2 separate regions of the Homo sapiens genome follow, and region 2 is linked to region 1. A link is a contact called in ENCODE Hi-C or POLR2A ChIA-PET data. All regions are on one chromosome and are shown on one strand. The core of a region is the stretch at or near the end of the contact, and the rest is flanking DNA. Distances in the headings are between cores, read along the strand shown. Region 1 has its middle 55 kb from the start of MIR6817. Region 2 holds the start of ASPHD2 (aspartate beta-hydroxylase domain containing 2).

Region 1 (2,606 bases), core at 42-2,541:
TGTGAGAGGTCCTTAGAGGCCAGATCATGCTGTGGAGTCTCACTGTGATCCAGAAGGCAGTGGAAGCTACTGGAAGGCTTTAGGCAGGACTGATAGGAAATGAAAGCTGAAGCCAGACCTTTCCTAGGTGAAAAGTGTCAAGTTGATCTTTTTTTTTTAATTGAGGTGAAACTTACATGATATAAAATTAAAGTATACAAGGCAGGCATTTAGTACATCCACAGTGCTTACAACCATCACTTCTATGAAGTTAGAAGAGATTTCCATCACCCCAAAGTAAAACCCATACCCATTGCACAGTGACTTCTCGTTCCCTCTCCCCCGACCCCCTGATGAGCACCAGTCTGCTTTCTGCCTCTATGGCTCTGCCTGTTCTGTGCATTTTGTATGAAGGGAATCATACAATACATCGTTGTTTTTTGTGGCTGACTTCCTTGGTTACTGTAATGTTTTCAGGGGTCATCCAAGTAGTCCCAGGTATGGGTGTTTCAGCCTTTTTTTTTTTTTTTTTTTTGAGATGGAGTCTTGCTCTGTTGCCCAGGCTGGAGTGCAGTGGCACAATCTCGGCTCACTGCAACTTCTGCCTCCTGGATTTAAGTGATTCTCCTGCCTCTGCCTCCCAAATAGCTTGGATTACTAATGGGTGCTCGCCACCACACCCAGCAAATTTTTGTATTTTTAGTAGAGACGGGGTTTCACCATGTTGGCAAGGCTGGTCTTGAACTCCTGACGTCAAGTGAGCTGGCAGCCTCGGCCTCCCAAAGTGCTGGGATTACAGGCGTGAGCCACCATGCCCGTCCTATTTCAACCCTTTTTGTGGCTGAATAATATTCCATTGTGTGGAGGGACCACATTATATTTGTCAGTTCATCCACTGATTGGATTGATATTGGTTGGTTGTGTCTCCCAGCCAGCATGAACAGGGCTCATGCGTCCTGGTGGAGGTGGCTGGTGGGAGGATCTGGCCTGAGACTCTCCTGCTGAGTGAGGTTCAGGAATGAGCCAGGTGATGAGAATGAGCTGGGTAGTCAGTGTTGGCCTCTGAGAGGAGGGGCCTGGGCCCTGAGAGGAGCCCTGGGAGGGCAGGGTGAGGGCCAAGTTCAGGTTACAGAAGCTGTGAGACAGCCGGACATTTGTGGTTTGAGGCCTTGGAGACAATGCGCTCTCCAAACAGGGAGTCTGTTGGGGAGGCCCTGGCAGGAGCTGGGGCTGCATCCAGCCCCTTGGCTTGGTGGCCTCGTTCACTTATTTGTTCAGGAAGCAGCAGGGTCTGGGCTCCATGCCAGGCCACCCTGGAAGGCTGTCCTGGGGCAGCGCAACCCAAGCATGAAGGGCGGAGGCGGCTGTGGCTTGCTACGAGCTGGCGCCAGGGACCCACTGGCTGGCTCCAGCTGCTCTCTGCATTCTCTTCAGCTCTGGAGAGCTGTGTGCCGGCCCTCAGCCTGAGTTTCCTCATCTGCAAAATTGGGACGATGGTGTCCACCTTGCCGGTGCTGGTGGGGTCCCAAGAGCTGTTGTCTGGGGTAAGGGAGCTGGGGGCCAAAAGCTCATGCCCTGGGGCCCCAGCTGTCCTTTGAAGAGTACCCTGAGGGTGTGACTGAGAGCCAGTCCCCAGCACCCTTGTCCAGATGGGGACCAGGAGGTGGGTGAAGGTATTTGTGGTCTGAGCTCTGTGCTGGTTGCCCCCGAGGGGGCCTAGAGCCCTGCGTTAAGAGCAGAGCCCAGCCGGGCACGGTGGTTCACGCCTGTAATCCCAGCACTTTGGGAGGCCGAGGCAGGCAGATCACAAGGTCAGGAGATCGAGACCTTCCTGGCTAACACGGTGAAACCCCATCTCTACTAAAAATACAAAAAACTAGCCGGGCGTGGAGGCAGGCACCTGTAGTCCCAACTACTCGGGAGGTTGAGGCAGGAGAATGGTGTGAACCCGGGAGGCGGAGCTTGCAGTGAGCCGAGATTGGGCCACTGCACTCCAGACTCGGGGACAGAGTGAGACTCCGTCTCCAAAAAAAAAAAAAAAAAAAGCAGAGCCGGATGCTGGCCCTATCCCTTCTTGCCCCACCTGGTTAAATGGGGGCTGCCTTCCTGGGTTGGGAGTTGGGGGGGACTTGTGCCCCTAAGCCATGCAGAGACATGTGCAGACGGGCCGCTCTTACACATGCGGGTGGCCATCCATGGTCCCTGCCCATTTCCAAGGCCCTTGTAGTGGTCCCTGTGCTCCAGGTCCAGTCTCTGGTTTCCAGTTTGTCATGGTTTGCCTGTCGCCTTGTAGGGGGCAGTTGACGCTTTGCTGGCCTGGCTCATGGTGTGCCAGAGCCTGTGGCTGCTGCGCAACTGTGCCTCTTGCTCTCACAGTGGCAGGAGCCTCATATTCTGATTGAGCCTGATGGGCTGGAGGATCCTTCACAGGGTCACTGTTCTCTGTCCCTCGTGCTTGGGATCTCCTGCCGTGGACCCCCTGGGAGGTTGTCTTGCGGGTGGGGAGATTGTGCTTTCTGGGTATTTTCTTTTTTTTTTTTTGAGACGGAGTCTGGCTCTGTTGCCCAGGCTAGAGTGCAGTGGTGCGATCTCAGCTCACTGCAAGCTCCACCTCCTGAGTTCACACC
Region 2 (2,606 bases), core at 29-2,528, 1.0 Mb before region 1:
GACCACAGTAGCTTCCAGCTTCCTTCGCACATCTGTTCATTGTCATCTGTGTTATTTCTGTCCTCATCAGGGATGGGGACATCTCATTGCAGCTCTGCACTTTAATAATAAGCAACCCCAGATCTTCCAGCTCAGTTGGCTCTGGGGAATTGAGTCCAAATCCATGGCCAGTTGGAGAGCAAGTCCAATCCAAGACAACTTCTCACACCATGAACACCTGGGAGAGCCGGTGTCAGGCCTGACCTGGTCAGCCTAGTTCAGATGTCCATTCCCAGAGGCTGCCTAATGCCAAAGAGTGTCTGCTCACCCTCAGGATGAGGCCAAGTCACCCTGGAAGCCCCCCAGTGAGCAGCACTGGGCAAGGTGTGTGATGCCTGTCACCCTCTCCACTCAGGAGCCAGAGAGATGCCGTGGGGCCAGCCCTTCCCGGTGCAGACCTGGGGACCTTCCCTCTCTTGGCCAGCTTCTCAGCACCCACCTGCCCTGGAGAGTGGGAAAGAGGGGAGGGCTGAAGATGGGTTAGCACAGATGGTGACCACCAGGAGGTCAGGGGAGGAGGGGGATGGGACGATGGAAAGGTGAGTGTTGCCCGGAAAAGTGGACGATCAGCTCAAGATTGTGGAAGGAGGTTTATGGCGCCTCATAATTCGTGGGACAGGGGAGGAGGGTCACCACGTGAAATATGGGAAGTGGGTGATGCTGAGGGCTGGGGGAGGGGACAGGAGGTGAGGAAAGAGGGGTCACAGGGGAGAAGGGAGATGGAGGAAGGGACCACGATGGGGCAGGGAAGAGGAGTAGGAGGAGGTCTAGGGAGGGTGATGCCCGGCTCCGAGGCGGCGGCGCTTAGCACGTACGAGCACTGGCCTCGGCCGGGCCGGGATGCGGGCGCCCGGGTCCCGGAGCATCCTCGGCGGGGGCGGCGGCGGCGGCGGCGCCGGTAAGGGAGGGCCGTGGGCCTGCAGCTGCCGGGCTCCCGCCTCCAACCCCTGTCCTGGGGTCGGCCCAGCCGCGCCGCCCTCCCGCCCCGGCAGCCCCCGGAGACGAAGCTTACCTGCGCCCGGGCGCGCGGACGGCTGCCGGGACCCAGGAGACGCCGCCGCCCGAGGGCGCGGACCCGCGGACGGCCCCTGCCCGGCGCCGCGGAGCCGCCGCCTGGCTGCTGCCCAGCCCACGCCGCGGGAGCCCGAGCCGGAGCCCGAGCCCGAGCCTAAGCCGCGCCGGTGCCCCTGCCGGTGCCGACGCCGCGCTGCGCTCCGCGGGGCCGCGAAGACCACAACTCCCACAATGCCGCGCGCGCTGGGCCGCCGGGGGAGGGGGTACGGGGGGGCGGGGCCTGCGGGGCGGGGCCGGGGACCCCCCTGCACCCGGCACCTGCGCTCGCAGTGCGGGAGGCGACCCGAGGCCGCGCCCGCCGCCGCTCCGGAGGGTCCTGGCAGTGCGCCCCGAGACGCAGCGCCCGCCCAGCCCGAGGTTGCGCGCAGGCGGCGACGGGCGTGCAGTCATTCATTAAGAAAGGCTCGCGTCGCTTCCTTCGCTCTTTCGTTTTTCGCTCTGTGTCTTTCTCAGTTCTCCCTCCCTCTGTCTCTCTGTTCCTCTCTGAGTCGCCCTCGTCTCCATTTCCTCCTTTTCATTCTCTTTCACTTCCCCCCCACCTCACTTCCTCTCGCCCTAACGCCTTCTTTCCTTTATTGATGGACTCAACACGGACTTCTGAGGCCCTCAGGCACTTGGAATGGAACCGCAAATCAAACCAGATTCTTAGTCTCATGGAAAACTCATTCGCTCAGTACAGTAATGATGGGCCAGCCTGGGTCCCCGTCCCTGCCAGCTGCGCTGAGCGTGCGCGGTGAGCGCTCAGGCCCGCCCTGCCCTCAGTGAGCCACCGTCTAGCGGGAGGGGACCCTCACCCCCGGGTAGGGTTTAGGAGGGGAAGTACAGGCAGGACGGTTGTCTGACCAGGGGACTGATGAGCTGCGAATGGAGGCCCCAAGGAGGCTGCTTGGAGGAGGTGACGTTTGAGCTAAGACCTGGGGGAGACTAACAGTGGCTACGGGATGTGTTAGGGGCGCCAGGGAAACTGCATGGGTGGGTTCTGGGAGCATAGAGTAGGATGGCCCGCCCACAATCCATCTGTCTCTGTCCCAGACCCACCTCTCTTGTGTCCCAGAATTTATCTCTAACATGGCCCAGAAGCCACCTCATGTCTGTCCCAGAATCCATTTCTCATCCCTATTCCAGAAGCCACCTTCACCCTGTTCCAGAACGTACCTCCTTCCTGTTCCAGAACCCACCTCCCTCCCTGTCCCAGGACCCACCTCCACCCTGTGCCAGAACTCACCTCCTTCCTGTTACAGAACCCACCTCCTCCCTCTTCCAGAACCCACCTCCTCCCTCTTCCAGAGCCCACCTCCTCCCTCTTCCAGAACCTACCTTCTTTCTGTCCCAGGACCCACTTCCACCCTGTCCCAGGACCCACCTCCTCCCTGTCCCAGGACCCACCTCCACCCTGTCCCAGAGCCCACCTCCTCCCTATTCCAGAAGCCACCTTCACCCTGTTCCAGAACATACCTCCTTCCTGTTCCAGAACCCACCTACTCCCTGTCCCA

What was found. A loop is a pair of places that touch in the nucleus more often than their neighbours do. ChIA-PET counts read pairs that join two places held with the same protein, here RNA polymerase II (POLR2A). Pooled maps may share reads with other maps.
Region 2: a loop to region 1 is called in a pooled map, with 6 times the contacts of the local background. The contact joins the promoter of ASPHD2 here to the enhancer-like site in region 1. A Hi-C loop is called at or near these places in 1 of 168 maps with a recorded cell type or tissue (CD8-positive, alpha-beta T cell), 2 of 37 single-sample maps with no recorded cell type and 8 of 50 pooled maps. POLR2A ChIA-PET finds 5 or more read pairs at or near these places in 1 of 52 experiments (activated CD4-positive, alpha-beta T cell).

The regions. Positions count from the first base shown.
Region 1 is chr22:25,399,681-25,402,286 of GRCh38, reverse strand. It overlaps the pseudogene LRP5L. Among named protein-coding and RNA genes, the nearest start is that of MIR6817, 55 kb to the left of the region's middle. RefSeq lists enhancers at 1,031-1,210, 1,321-1,420, 1,581-1,640. Within about 2 kb of position 1,291, at least 23 of the 41 ENCODE cell types and tissues checked have a DNase peak (open chromatin) inside an H3K27ac peak, as active enhancers do.
Region 2 is chr22:26,427,932-26,430,537 of GRCh38, reverse strand. ASPHD2 (aspartate beta-hydroxylase domain containing 2) reads right to left here and starts at 1,278. Exons shown (of 4, transcript NM_020437.5): 1 at 1,052-1,278. RefSeq lists silencers at 1,128-1,187, 1,308-1,437.